Linked DNA regions of Homo sapiens: region 2 is linked to region 1. The links are chromatin loops, found by intact Hi-C in ENCODE. Cell type or tissue: GM12878. All regions are shown on one strand.

Evidence for each region. Peaks named below come from ENCODE experiments on the same cell type or tissue, not always from the same donor. Only the 100,000 strongest peaks of a DNase experiment are listed, where the experiment ranks them.
Region 2: it touches region 1 in a loop (3-fold over the local background); 3 of 110 quality-filtered maps call a loop at or near these places.

What each region holds. Positions count from the first base shown.
Region 1 is chr2:168,486,952-168,494,951 of GRCh38, forward strand. All of the region lies in intron 1 of CERS6 (ceramide synthase 6), which reads left to right. Among named protein-coding and RNA genes, the nearest start is that of CERS6, 35 kb to the left of the region's middle. RefSeq lists an enhancer at 3,235-3,624. In GM12878, no CTCF peak of the experiment used is centred here; DNase peaks (open chromatin) are centred at 3,250, 3,700 and 4,204; H3K4me3 peaks cover 2,252 bases; H3K27ac peaks cover 4,098 bases.
Region 2 is chr2:168,707,716-168,715,715 of GRCh38, forward strand. It overlaps CERS6 (ceramide synthase 6), which reads left to right. Exons shown (of 10, transcript NM_203463.3): 7 at 7,286-7,414. Among named protein-coding and RNA genes, the nearest start is that of CERS6-AS1, 75 kb to the right of the region's middle. In GM12878, a CTCF peak has its summit at 4,479; DNase peaks (open chromatin) are centred at 4,244 and 4,546; H3K27ac peaks cover 1,106 bases.

The DNA of each region.
Region 1 (8,000 bases):
CACTTAATGATTTTTTTTTCAGTGTGACTTCCAGGAATGAACTGCATCATAAAGGTGAGGGGTGCTATATTGATAAAGCACTTTTTGTCTGTCTGTTGCCTCATTTATAAAATAGAAATAATATTCCTCTTACCTGCAGCAGAATGATTTTGTTTTTGTTTTTAAATCACATCACAAAATGTATGTTAAAACACACAAGGTGAGGAAGGGTATTGATGATCCACTTGTACTGCAGGGTGCAGTTCTTTTCTATGTCTTCATTTTATTCTTTCTCCTTATTTATCTATTCCTATAGTTTTAACTATAACTGCAGTTTTCATTGAAGACTCTGATCCATGGGTCTTAGACAACTGATGAATTTCCATTGTAGAATTTTCCTTCCCTTGCTTAATCTCCTTGTCTCTCTCCTCTACTATTTTAAAGAAATGACTGGCAGAGAGGTGGAGTGCCTCCAAGGCTGCAATTTCATAGAGAGAATATTTGGGTCAAAATATTAATTGGAAGGACATCTGTCAGGTATAACCCCCAAAACATTATTTTCATCAAGGTGTAAGACTCAGTGATCCATTTAATGCTATTGCTAATCTTTATAAGTCTCATACAATTATAAGAGGCTTATCTGTATACTGTATAACCTTATGCTTACTTTAGGCTTGCTTACCCAAAATCTACATTTAGTTGCTTCTGAAAATATATTTTTTTCTTAAGCTACTTTTATGTGTTTTCCTTAGTATTCTCTAAACCACATAAGCTATTACTTTTGATTTTTTAATTTTAATTTTTATTAAGAGACAGGATCTCATTCTGTCACCTAGGCTGGAGCACAATCATAGCTCAGCCAATCATCCTGCCTTAAACTCCTGGGTTCAACCAGTCCTCCTGCCTCAGCCTCCAGGTAGCTGGGCGACGTGTGTGCCATGACATCCAGTTAATTTTTAAATTTTTTTTTGTAGAGACAGGGTGTTGCCATGTTGCCCAGGTTGGTCTTGAACTCCTGGCCTCAAGTGATCTTCCCACCTTGGCCTCCCAAAGTACTGGGATTACAGGCATTAACCACTGCCCTGGCCCAGTTGTAACTGTTAGTGAGGATGCCATGCCATTCCTAAAGCTTATACAATCCTGTGTATATAGGAATTTAGCACCTTTGTCAAACATGCAGTGTTTTAGATCTATTTGCTATATTTTGCTTTTGTTTTTAAAATAACTGTTGCATTATATTGTCTTAGATGGTAAGTTCATAAAGTGAAGGGATATGTTGATATATTTTATAAATTGTTGATGAACACAGCTTAATACTCTGGTAATGTTTTTCTGAGTAAAGAAGGAATAGCCACTATGTATAAATATGTTAGCATAGAGGAATGAAAAATTGGGAAAAACAAGAATAGGATTTTGGATGAAATTAATATAGCCAATCTATATATTAATGTATTAATAGATTTATTTTGATTATTATATGACGTAGTTTCTTCATCCTTTACTTTTAATCTGTGTAGGACTTGTATTTAAAATGGGTTTCTTGTAGGCAGCATATAGTTGGTTCTTGTAATTTTGAAAAATCTTTTTTCATGGGTGTGTTTAGATCATTTTTGTTTAATATAGTTAGTGACATGATTGGATTTAGACACACCATTTTGTTATTTGTTTTCCGTGTATTCCCTCAGTTATTTGTTTCTTCCCCCTTTTTCTGTCTTTTGGGTTATTTGAATCTTTTTAGCATTCCCTCTTAATATTCCATATTAGCTATTTTGCTATCTTTAAAAAAATTTTTTTTTGGTGAATGCTCTGGGAGTTATAATATAATACACCAAAACTTTCACACTCTACTCAAGAGTTAATGTTATATTCTTTAAGTAAAATGTAGACTCTTTATGATAGAGTTTCCTTTATCCTTCCCCACTTACCTGTAGGTTATAATCATGATGTATATTACATCTACATACATTGAAACCCCACCAGTGTTACACATTTTGCTTTCAGCAATCATATAAATTTTAAAGAACTTAAGGGAAAGTAGTCTTCTATATTTACCGAGATATTTATTATTTCTGTTTTTTGTGAAGATTCCAATTTCTTTCTGAGGTTATTTCCCTTAAGCCTGAAGCACGCTCCTTAGCTTTTTGTAGAGCAAGTCTGCTGAAAATGAATACTTTTAATTTTCCTCCATCTAAAAATACCATTATTTAGCTTTCTTTCCTGAAGGATGTTATTGATGGATATGGAATTTTAGGTTGGTGGATTTTTTTCCTTCAGCATTTTAAAGATGTTTTTCTATTGATTTCTTGCCTGCTTGGTTTATGATGTGAAGTTTTCAGTAATTCAAACCATTCTTCCTCTGTAATAATGTGTAACTTTAGCCATTGTGAATACTTTATTTTTGCTTTTAAGCAGTTGACTAAGTGTGACTATTTTTGAGCTTATTCTGTTTGGGGTTTGTGAACTTCTTGCATTTGTAAATTTGTGTCTTTTAATGAGTGGGAAGTTTTGGGCTATTATTTCTTCAAATAGTTTCTCCACCAATTTTTTTTTTTTTTTTTCTGGAAAACCAGTGACATGAATGCTAGAACTTTGTGATATTTTCCTGCAGGTCTTTGAGGCTCAGCTCATTTGTCTCAACAAATTTTTTTTTCTTTGTTCCTCATATTGGATCATTTCACTGACTCTTCAAGTTCACTTACTCTTTCTTCGGTTATATATATATTTTGACTTGAGCTATCCCATGAATTTATTTCAGATATTATATTTTTATTTCCACAATATGCACTTGTTTTTCTAGTTTTAATTTTTCTGTTGAGAACTTCTGTCTTTCCATTCATTCCATATCACCATGGAGGATATTTATAATATTTGTCCTTTGGGTTTCTCAGAGTTGGAATCTGATTGCTTTTTTCCCTAAGAACTGATCATATTTTCCTAGTTCTTCGTATGTGGAATGATGTTGGATTGTATCCTGGACATTGTGTATGTTATGTGGTATAGATTCTGGGTCCTGTTCTAATCTTCTAAATAATGTTGATCTTTTAAAATTTCTTTTAGCAGGCAATAAACCCAGCTAGATTCAGGTTATATTTCTGTCTCACCTTCTTGTGGCAAGTGGTACTAATCTCAGTTCAGGTTTCAAAGCCTTTGTGATGCAACTCTGGGTCTGTCCCGTGTGTGCCTCTCAGGGGCAGTGGTTTCTAGACTTAGTTCAGTTCTTATAGCTGTTGCTATACTGTTCTAGATCTGTGTCATGCATGCACAGCTTAGGGTGAAGCCAGGAATTGTGCTGATTCATGTTCAGAATTAGGGGATTCGCTTCTCCATTTTCTTTCTCTCCGTGATTCCCCCATCCTCTTTGGCCTGTGAGGGCTCCTTTTCCAGGTTCCTGTGGTCATAAAGACTGGGTTTCCTGGAGTATGAGTGGCTCAGGCTGCTGTCCTGCTGCTCTGCTGTATAGTGGGGCTCTGTGACTGGGTCCTGCTCCAGGACATAGCTGCCAGAATAAAAGAAAAAACAAAACCAAACAAAACAAAACTGGAAACTCATCTCCTTGTAGATCATTTCTTTACATTTGACTCCTCCAGAATTCACCTTGTTAACATTTCAGTCCTCAGTTGTTGCTCTTTGTATTATTTTGGTAGCTGTTGAGTATCGAGCACATGCTTCTGCTAAGTTTACAGGATATGACTTTTCTCACTCAGGTCACAACCCATACTTCCCTTTGTTGCTCATCTCTGTCCCAGGCACTCAGCTCTTTTTGTGGCCAGAGCTTTTAGTTTTAAAAAGCGAGAGAGAGAGAGAGGCTCTACTGGGCTTACTATCAGAGAGGAACTGGGGCTCCCTGCTTTTCTTTTGTTTCTGCTTTACAAAGTACGTCTATACCTCAAAGGAGAGAATATATGATGATAGTGTGTATAATGTCAACAGACCTTCCCCGCAGAGTTTGCAAAGAAGATCCATATTTTGCTACCAAGTGACACTTTGACATCGGGCTAACTTAAAACAGCAATTTTCTTCTTTTCACTGTTTTGTGAGATGTACTTTGTATTCATACTTTGGGGAGGCAGGTAACATTTTCTGAGGGGAAAAACGAAAGTCCCAAAAGAACTGGGAAGCCTAGAAGCAAGGAGTGCCAAAGAGGTGAGGGAAGAGCCTCATTGTCTGCAGGCAGTTGACAGTCACGCTGAGGATGGAGTCTGTGACCTGGCTCCAGCAAACTGCCATTGTCAGCTTCTCTTTCCAAATGACTGTTTGAAAGAAAACAGGGTTACCACATCTGCAAAAGAAGAATATGAGGAAGGAAAGAGGATTAGGTTAAAAATACTTAAAACTAAGGAGTGCTTCTTCCTTTGTTCATATAGGGCTTTGCGCCCATGTTTGGCTGTTTTTCATTAAAAGCAGTCTTAGTTTTTACTTTGAACTTAATCATTTCCAAGTGACAGTCTTGGCTTCTTTATATTTGACTTTATATTTAGGAGTCAGCAAAACAACTGTAATCCTGCCACTTATCATATTAGTATATTTTCTGTGCTATTTGTTCTTTTCTAATCTTTGTTTTTTTTTCAATAATGAAAGTGATAAATGCTTATTGTAAATACTTTAAACAATAGGAAAGTAGACACAGTAAGAAAGTAGAAACTGACTCCTTAGGGTTAACTATGGAACTATGGTTAATAGTGTTCAAGTTTTCTAGCTTCTCTTTTTTTTAAAAATTATACTTTAAGCTCTGGGATACATGTGCAGAACGTGTAGGTTTGTTACATAGGTATACACGTGCCATGGTGGTTTGCTGCACCCATCAACTCATTAGGTATTTCTCCTAATGCTATCGCCTCCCCTAGCCCCTCACCCCCCAACAGGCCCAGTGTGTGTTTCCCTCCCTGTGTCCATGTGTTCTCATTGTTCAGCTGCCACTTACGAGTGAGAACATGTGGTGTTTGGTTTTCTGTTCCTGTGTTAGTTTGCTGACAATAATGGTTTCCAGCTTCATCCATGTCCCTACAAAGGACATGAACTTATCCTTTTTTATGGCTGCATAGTATTCCATGGTGTATATGTGCCACATTTTCTTTATCCAGTCTATCATTGATGGGCATTTGGGTTGGTTCCAAGTCTTTGCTATTGTGAACAGTGCCGCAGTAAACATACGTGTGCATGTGTCTTGACAGTAGAATGATTTATAATCCTTTGGGTATATACCCAGTAATGGGATTGCTGGGTCAAATGGTATTTCTAGTTCTAGATCCTTGAGGAATTGCCACACTGTCTTCCACAATGGCTGAACTAATTTACATTCCCACCAACAGCGTAAAAGCATTCCTATTCGTCCACATCCTCTCCAGCATCTGTCGTTTCCTGACTTTTTAATGATCACCATTCTAACTGGTGTGAGATGGTATCTCATTGTGGTTTTGATTTGCATTTCTCTAATGACTAGTGATGATGAGCTCTTTTTCATGTTTGTTGGCCACATAAATGTCTTCTTTTGAGAAGTGTCTGTTCATATCCTTTGCCCACTTTTTGATGGGGTTGTTTTTTTCTTGTAAATTTGTGTAAGTTTTTTGTAGATTCTGGATATTAGCCCTTTGTCAGCTGGATAGATTGCAAAAATTTTCTCCCATTCTGTAGGTTGCCTGTTTACTCTGATGATAGTTTATTTTGCAGTGCAGAAGCTCTTCAGTTTAATTAGATCCCATTTGTCGATTTTGGCTTTTGTTGCCATTGCTTTTGGTGTTTTAGTCATGAAGTCTTTGGCCATGCCTATGTCCTGAATGGTATTGCTTAGGCTTTCTTCTAAGATTTTTATGATTTTAGGTCTTACGTTTAAGTTTTCTAGTTTCTTTTATTGGGAGAGGAATATGTAGTTAAAATTATTTTGTATTAAAAAGTTTGTCCTGTCACAGTAACTTTATAGCTTAAGCATTTTCACCATTTTTATACATAATGACTCTAAATGTAATTTTGTTTTAATTTTTAAATTATGTATAGGAAACAATTGAGTGGTATACAATGAGTGTTAAAATTTCCTCTTAATCTTCTTCTTTTTACTTCTCAATGGGATCCATTAGTACTATTACTTGTTTTTAGAATGTATACTTCTGTCATTCTTTGCTCTTTCTCTGAATATGTGAAGATTATTAGAATATAAATTTTTCTCCATTTGTTACAAACTCCTTGCAAACATAATTTTTTATGCTAAATTTCTGTTCTTTTGAAACTGGATGTTTTGGTTGCATTCCATTTTCCTTATTGTACTTTTAAAATGAAAAAAAATTTTTTTTCTTTCAGATCAGCCCCAGTAGCTTCTCAGATCCACCTTATCTGAAACATCTGATCTCTCCTAGCCACTTAAATAAAGTAACTTGTGAAAACACCTAACAGGCTCTTGGAATGAAGTCATGAGATGTATGTTTATTCTTCTGCCTCCTGTCTACTCACTCTTTTAACTCCTCAGCTACCAAGGTAGGGCAGATCAACTAACTAGCCCAGGGTTGAAGAGCTAATAAACACGGAAGCTGAGGCAGTCTGAGTCCAGAGTTCAGGCTCTTAACCACTGCGCTCTATAAAAGGCACAGAGCTAAGCACTGGGAATCTACCAGGGAGCAAGACAGACCCCATCTCTGTCCTCTCTGGATCTTACCTGCTAGCCAGGAAGGACTGGTAAAGAGCAGACCATATTAACAATGTAATATGGCCTTCAGATCAACCATGATAGGAATCAATTTTAGCTGAACACCAATAACCCACATGTGTATTACAGTCTTATTGTGGGTGAGTACTTGGTATTAGGTGGTTATTGTCAAAGTGATAAGACCAGGTTCCTGCATTTGGTGAGACACCCACATAAATACAAATACCTAAACCTTTCATAATGTAACATACAGATTAATGTAATATATTAATATAATATACATTAATATATCAATATATTATATATAACATATAATGCAAAAAGATGACAATGATGACAGGTGGAAGCGATCTAGGAGAAAGTTTTTTCTAACAGCCAGACTGGTGTCAAGACTGCACAGACTAAGGATGAATTCTGCCTCTGTCTTTCACCTCTTCTTGCTAAGCCAGAAGAGCCTCCTTTCTACAATGGAATATTATTCGTTATTTTCCAGTGTTGTAGGAGGAATCGTCGAGGGCTCAGGGAATGTTTCTCTTGTCCTTCACCCTTGTGTTTGTGCAGCTGCCCCATCACTTTTCCACTGTGGCATTTTGGCAATTGTAATTACATTGTTAATATGGTCTGCTCTTTACCAGTCCTTCCTGGCTAGCAGGTAAGATCCAGAGAGGACAGAGATGGGGTCTGTCTTGCTCCCTGGTAGATTCCCAGTGCTTAGCTCTGTGCCTTTTATAGAGTGCAGTGGTTAAGAGCCCGAACTCTGGACTCAGACTGCCTCAGCTTCCGTGTTTATTAGCTCTTCGACTTTGGGCTAGTTAGTTAACCTTTCTGTGCTTCAGTTTCATCATCTGTGAAATGAGGATAAAAATGGTGTGTATCTCTTTGGGTTATGATGAGGATCAAATAAATTAGTATTTAAATTAAAACATATATCTAACACTGTAAATGCTTGTTAAATAAATAACAGTTTCTCAATATCTTCAAAGGAAAAAATAAATGGGTCTTTGTCAGCCCTTTCCAGTGAGCTGAGTGTGTCCTGCTGGCCCCCTATCGACTTCACTAGGGATGACACCATGTTCAAGAGACCGAAGAAGAGACCCAGAGCCAGCGAACGAGTCATAGAGTTGATTGAGGGGACTTATATACAGGGTGTTCCAGTGGTGGCAGGCTGGACAGGAGAACCACTACCCTTTGTTAAAAGCATGGAATATCGATAGCTTTTTCACTTAGCATTCTCCCCCTAGTGACCTCCACCTGGCAATCTTCATTTAACCCAACACAAAGGGCTTTGATTCCCTGTATGGCTTGCATTCTGTGGGGTGGGCCAGGGGTTCAGATGTTCCTTATAGATAAGGAATGAATCTCTGGGTTGGCTACTCCTGGATTCCTT
Region 2 (8,000 bases), 220 kb after region 1:
CCTCAAATTGCCTACTGGGGAGAGACCCAGAATCAACTGATTTCTGTAAATCACCCCAAATATACTTTTATTATTTAGCCATTGTCTTAAGACCCTACACAATTTTTTAGTCCTTTATTTCTTTGTTTTGTTTTTTAACCAAATTATTAAAGCTTTAGAAGTTGTACTGCTATTTATTCTAGAAACCACCATAAGACAGGACAAAGCAGCAAATTATTCTGATGTGAATTTCTGGTACTACATTTCATTTTTGCCTTAAGGACGTATTTTGTGATTTATTTGCACACATTAGTTTTAATATTAAGATTGTTAGTATACCATTTGGGGGTTTTGGTTTTCTTTGTTTAAGAGGTTTTATATATATTCATCCTGATCATCAGGACTTTACCCATCTCCAAAGGCTGAGAAGCTATTATATTTTTATATTCCCTTAATGGAAAAGCTGCTTATGATTATTCTTGGTGTATGTAAATTTTGTCTGAAATCCTCACCATCTCCATCTGTTTATTCATTCTAAAATGGAGATGGAGACTGAGTAGCTACTCTCTTTTGCATGTTGCCAAGTTACATGCTTAAAGTCCACTTCTACCGCCAGCATTCTGAGTTTTATGCCAAGGCAGAAAAATCACAAGAGAGAAAGGAAAACTGTTTGTTATTGATCCCTAAAAAGAAAAGCATGTTACTCTGTAAGAAGTCATATACATTTGTATGTGCCTTGAAATTTCAAATAAGAGTACTGTTTTTTGTTTGTTTGTTTTTTAATGAGGGGTTTCTATTATTACTGCAGTTGCCATAAAATGAAATCAGCTTTAAGCTATGCTGCTCTTCTTCTGTTTCCTAGACAGTCTGAAAATCAGTTCATTGAATAAACCTGGTGCTATTACCTGACTTCTATTCATATTAGTTAGATTACAGACTTATTAATTTTATTAAATTCAGGAAAGCTAATATGCGTCATTTGCATCGAAGGGAGAAGAGCCTTTTTTCTTGCACTTCAGAAGTATTTCATATTCCTCATGTCTGTGCACATCTAAATCAGGCTTTAATTAAAATCTTGCTCTTCTAAATTCCCTTTATAAAGAGGTTCACTAATGTTTTTCTTAATCAGTTGCAAAAATTATTCCCAGAAGACACTGCATAAAATTAATGTATTATCCAGCCAATGAGAATTTGGGGAACAGTTCCTGTTTATGTATGTGTATGTATTATTTTTAATGAAAAATGGGTGAATTTTGTTTTTGTAAAGGCATGTACATCAAGATGAATTTGTAGTGCCTCCTGAAAACAATATTATTTCAGAGATTCTCTACAGCTTGATCATTGTGAAGGGAGTTCCATTATATAGACGTTCAGATCTGTGTCTCAATGAGAGGTAGATCCCTCTGGATGTTTGGTGCTAATATTTTATTGTACATAAAATTCCCCTAGAGAACCGAATTAACGATGCTGATTTTCATTCTAACAGTTGGGGATGGAGCCCAGGTAGCTGGAATTTTACCTGTACCCAGGAATTTCTGATGTGAAAGCTACACAGAACAGACTAAGAAACTTTTCTAGGTTCCCTAAATGCTATTTGAAAATGTAATAAGGAAAAAACAGCGTTAACTTACCAGCTTTTAATACTAAAATAGATGGCTCTTCCTTGAATTCTTTTATTTGAGACTTCTAATGAAGTTTGAGTGAAGACCATGTTTGATTTTTCCCCCTTGTCTCTGATAATTAACATAGGCAAAGCTACTGAAATAAAGGTCAACATTAGGGTAAATATCAAGCAGGGAACATAGAAGGAGCCCTTGATAATGGCTGTGAGTATGTCCAGAAACAATATGGTAGAATAGCAGGAGGTTGAGGACACAAGTAAAGCACGTGTCCACGCCAGTCTGTTATGAATAAAGGCTTTGGCATCAGTCTTCAGTCTGAAGACCAATAAGAAATCACAGTCTCTCTCTTTAATTGCAGTTATAGAAAATGCAGGAAAACATTTCAACCTAAAATGCTAATGTTCTTTCAGCCATGACTGTGTCTATGTGTGCACTAATCACTTTCAGCAGTTGCAAATATAAGGATGGAAGTTTTCCACCCTGCATTGATAAAATCCAAATTGGCAATTTGTTTAAAAATGGTTATTTGGACCAGATTCAGTGCCTACTCAAAGAAATGTGTTGGGTAAGGAGGATGTTAGTAACACATAAAATAATTATTACATGGCCTTTATTAAAGGTATTTTATTATGTATAATGCGTTCTGAAGCAGAAATGTAAAAGGTGACATCCATTATTCATTCTTTTTTCATATTCATACAGATAGGACTATAATGAAAATTGGTCTTCTGCCACGGGCATAACTGTGAGTCCTTCAGTAATAAAACAAATGTTTTGTAGGACCAGGTGATTTATATGCAAAAAACATCTTTACAAAGCAAATTTTGTCTAAAAAACAAGGCTCTTGTTTTTAAAGGAGCCGTGCTGTATTGGCAAGGCCATTGGGTTGTTTACTGATGTTATATCAGATACATCTCAGGAAACTTAATTATAAAATGGTACTAATCCTCCATAAGTGTTTTAATCAATTTATATTTATTCATTTTAAAATTAAATAGAGAAAAACCCTTGTTCTCTTTCAGTGAGCCAAGAGCAATCATTCAGAGCTGAACAATAGAAAATGTGGAAAATATTGTTCTTTTTAGGTATTCAGCTGGTTAAACTTTGAAATCTGTGTATTAAGCATAGCAAATATAAACTCAGTGAATTTCTGAATTAAGCAGTGTGTGTTTTCATTTGATTATGGTTAGGAAACAGTTTAAAATATTAGTTGAAAGGTAAGCTCTACGTTAATGGATCCATTGTTTTGAAGTAGTTATTATCTGGTAGAACACTATACTCCACATGATGGAATCTAATAACAGCTTGGAGAGAACAGATTTTATCTTTCAGTGGAAAATGTTATCAGTGCAATTTTTATTGTATGTCTAAGGCATTTTGGTATTGTCTAACTTTAATGACTTAAGAAAACCTTAGGTACTAACTGCAAAGACATCAGAATTTCAGAAGTAGGTAAAACTGGTAAGTTGCACCTGTACATAATCACTTATTAAACTCAGAGTATGGTCATCATTTCTCTTCTGCCAGTGAGCTGAGAACTAGATGTAAATGTGAGTCTAGAGGAAGGAATATAGTGGTAGGTTCTTAGGCCACTGCATTCTCAATGCTCAGTTCTGCCATGGGCAGTTAGAATTAACTGTTGGAAGACGCATGTTTCCCCTGACAGTGGAATCTACCATCAATGTGTCATGCTGTTTGGAGACTAGGTTAATTGAAAATAAGAGAAATCGTTGCACTTCATTTCTTAAATTATCTGACCTCATTTAGGAAACTAATATACTGTTTATCCTAGCAGTAAATCAATATGTATGGTTGTCCATAAATGTTAGGCACTTTCCAGGGTAGAAAATAACCTCTGGACATGTTCACTAAGCTGTAGACAGAATCACTTAAGCAATTAAAGTTGTTGAAGTTGACTTTTGAAACCCCAACCTGTAGTGACATCACCAGCTACTCAGCTGCTAAATAAAGAGGGTGCATGTGTGGGCTCTCCCACACTCGCTCCCCGCCACATATACACAAATATGAAATTAGTAAAGACTTAAAGTATTACTTAATCACTGTGGCTATGAAGCCTAGAATTATAGAACTGACAGGATAAAAATAACCTGATCCAGTCTCTTAATTGTATAGATAGCCAGACTCAGTGGCTCAAGCCTGTAATCCTAGCACTTTGGGAAGCTGAGGCAGGTGCATCACTTGAGGTCAGGTGTTCGAGACCAGTCTGGCCAACATGGTGAAACCCCGTCTCAACCGAAAATACAAAAATTAGCTGGGCGTGGTGGCTCACACCTGTAATCCCAGCTACTTGGGTGGCTGAGGCACAAGAATGGCTTGAACCCAGGAGACGGAGGTTGCAGTGAGCTGAGATCCCACCATTGTACTCCAGCCTGAGTGACAGAGCGAGACTGTCTCAAAAAAAAAAAAAAAAAAGTATAGTTAGGAAATTACCCCTACCAAAAATGACAAAATTAATAAGAGTTGGATTACAAATTGGCTGTTATGAAATAGATGTTCCATAATTGTTCAAGACACCTATATTTTTCAGTAGTCTGGTCCTGTCGATAAGACCCTGGTTTTAACATTCTTGCACTTATGTTTAAAATAGAAATTGCCTTAACCACAGACAAACCAAACAAAAAAATAATAACTGAATTGGAGAATAGAAATTAGAGACAGAGGCCTCTCTGAGTTGTGGAAAGGTGGATAGGTAAGTGAGGGTCCAGGATAGGTAAGTGGGGGTCCAGAAGAAAGTGGCTGTCACCCAGTGAATCAGGAACCAGGGCAGGAGCCATGAGAGCTAAAGGGTTACAGAGGAAAAGTACAAGGCAGTTCAGAAAAAGAGACACCACTAGGGGCCTCCTCCTTCCCCTTGGGTAGAAGATTAAGTCGAATTCACAAGGAACTGAGAAGTCTACCTAATCTGGTTTCTGTTGCCTTTGTAAACCAGATGTTCAGCTTGGCTGAACATCCACCAACCTTAGCACTGTCACCCACACTGATTCTCAGAACAAACAGGAATAGTCCCAAGGGAATGTTGTAGGATGGAGTTTATGAAGACATCTGTAAGAATAAAAACCTAGCCCTGTTTCATTTTCATGACTACAAGTAGTATTAGAGAGTACTTATAAGTGCTTTGTACCTTTTCCAGTATGATAGATAAAATTAAGTCCTTACAACCCCAGAAATAATTTTATTCTTGACCCTTAACCTCCCAATTTATATCTGAATACAAATGCTACGTAGAACAGTTACATATCAGGGATTAAATAGTAGCGTGATTACTTTTTATTCAACAAAGTTAAAATATCTTTTTAAATAGTGGTAATAGATAAGAAGAAGCTACTAATTTTTACAATCTGTAATGTTGCTGCTCTGGCTTCTACACGTCTCTGCTTCTTACTTGACTCCAGCCACACTCACCTCCTCACTATTCCTTGAACACATCAGGATAGAAAGAGTGTGACGGGTAATGCCTTTGCCTTGGTTGTTTTCTCTGGCTTGAATATTTTCTCCCCATCTCTCTGTAAGACTAGCTTCCTCATCATCTTTAAGTCACCTTCTTAGAGAAGCCTGCCCTGGTCTAGCCCCTCTGTGTACTATTATAGTCTATCTCCCCCAGCAACCAGGACTCCTCACCCTTCTCATGATTGCTTCTTTTTCCCCCATAGCACATTTTTACCTTCTACTATAAGAGATCATTTACTTATATTTTTTGTCTGTTCTCCCCTACTAGATTATACAGGTTCCACAAGGGCAAAAGTAGTTGTCTAGTTTGCTTACTTATTCATCCTCAAAGCCTAGAACTGTCTAGAGCATAGTAAATGCTCAATCACTATTTTTAATGAATAAATGACCATATGAATATTGACTTTTCAAGATAAAAATTTAGGTTTACTCCCCTAGATTTAACCTACATGTTGTGCTTTTTCATAATCACGATGTGCTCATACGTCAGTTTTCGGATATGCTTTTCATTTTCTTGCTGTCTCCCCTAGAGAGAGAGAGATTCAAATAAATCTACCCTAGATGAAGAGTCTATGGGGAATAGACCTCTTCCTCCAGAGGCTTCAAATAGAGCAACATTAGGGTCAGTCTTGGCATTTAAGTCTCAAAGAAATTCAGACTTACTCTGAGAGAGATATATAGATTAGATAAAAGTATGAGTAAAAGAGACACTATATTTCTAAGCAACAGAAATTCCATATCACAACAAACCATGTCCAGATGGTCAGGAGATAATATCAGAAAAAAACAATCTTCACTGAGGCCAAGATGAGGTTCCCTTGAAGCCGACCAAAATAAGGATGGTCAATTTACTGTTATTTCTGCAAAATATATTTTTTTCTAATGTCTATGGACAGATAATGATTAAAATTCAGGGCTTCAATCCCCACCAGTATGCAGTATACCTAAGTAACAAGCATGCATATGTACCCCCCTGAATCTAACATAAAACAATTTTTAAAAATTCAGAGCTTGTTTGTGTAGGTCCTATCAGAAGAGCCAACATGGTAGGATTCTTATTTGAGTATCCCAACAGGCGTATTCTGGGAGAAGGATGCTAACACCGAGATGCACATTCCAAGAAATCTGAGATAACAGAAAACAATCACCCCCGTCTTAATCCATTTGGGCTGCTGTGGCAAAATACTGTAGATTTGGAGTCCTGTAAACAACAGAAATTGATTTCTTATAGTTCCAGAGGCTGGGAAGTCCAAGATCAAGGCTCTGGCAGATTTGGTATCTGATGAGGGCCCATTTCCTGATTCATAGATGGTGCTTCTAGCTGTGTCTTCGTATGGTGGAAGGGGCAAAGCAGTTCTCTGGGGTCCCTTTTACAAGGGCACTAACCCTATTCATGAGGGTTCTGGCCTCATGCCCTAATTACCTCCCAAATACCCCACCTCCTAATATTATCGCCTTGAGCATTAAGATTTTAACATGAATTTGGTGGGCACACAAATATTTAGACCATAGCACCACCTTAAACCTTGCTATGTGGCTTATCAACCCTTCTGTAGGCAGTGGACTGCCCAGGCTGGGAGCCATACGATGCCCTTTTCCTCTGACCTTAACCTACTGTCCCTTCATAGATGCCACACTCTGGTCAAAGACACAGCCAATACCTGCCGAAGCCCCAATCATTAGTAGTCAGAGAAGTGGTCCAGTTAAACCTGTACAGTTGCCCCAAAGATCTTCCTAAAGTTCAAATGCAAGTAGTGCCCTTCTTTTCTTGAAATTATGTAGTGATTTCTCCCTTAGCTTCAAATTATTTGGCTTGGTACAAAGCACTCTTTGTGATATGGTCTTTGTCCTGGCATTGATCGCATTCTTGGTAGTCACTGATGTCCTCCTATCTCCTGTGACCCTAAAGAAGTGCTTTGCCCTTTTTGCCATATGATGACACAGCTAGAAGTCACCATCTATGAACAAGGAAGTGGGCCCTCTCCAGATACCAAATCTGCCAGAGCCTTGATCTTGGGCTTCCACTGATCTCCTATGTGTCTCTCCCAACACGTGATGGACTCCTGGAGGATAAGAATTATACGTTATTCATACCTTATTCATCCTCAGTGCTAGGTTTGTGGAGGTTCTCAGTAAATACTGGTTCAGTGGCTGAATGGCTAAATGGAAATGTGATGTTGCTAAACTCTAATATGGATGTTTCTTCTTTCCTCAAGGACTTTGGCATTATGTTCCTGCACCACCTTGTATCTATTTTCTTGATTACCTTTTCATATGTCAACAATATGGCCCGAGTAGGAACGCTGGTCCTTTGTCTTCATGATTCAGCTGATGCTCTTCTGGAGGTAAAAGTTTTCTTTCATCTTTAAGAATACAAAATCCAAAATTTAGGAAGTCCCCAATCTCATTAGCTCTTCAGTGTTATGCTAGATGGTGCTTGGGTACAATAGTAAATAACTACATTGAAACTGCAGAGTGTTTCTTTGTAGGTTAAGCTGGTGAAAATGAGATTCTAAATTAGTATGTAAACTTTTATACAAAAAAAAAGTTGTTAATAAAATGCTGAAAACCTTTACTGTTCTATACTTAAGAAATGAATGATTTTACAAAGGAAAATCATTATTTGATTAGGTTTTGTTTTGTGTGTTGTAACTTTTACCCTGATTTATTGGGAAATTTTGTAAAACGCAGTTTAGTTACTAATGGAAACTATACATCCCAGTAAAATTAAGTAGGGGTCATTGTTTTTATTGCCAATACACATTTACCTAAGGTTTTTACAGTGGAAAGGGCATATGAATTGCAAATTTTATGTAGAAACTATGTTTTCTATATATGTAAGTATAAGGAATATCTGTGGAAATATTGGTTACATATGAATTGGTTACTATTATTTAGAATTCTTAAAGTGGTAAAATAAATAAATATGTT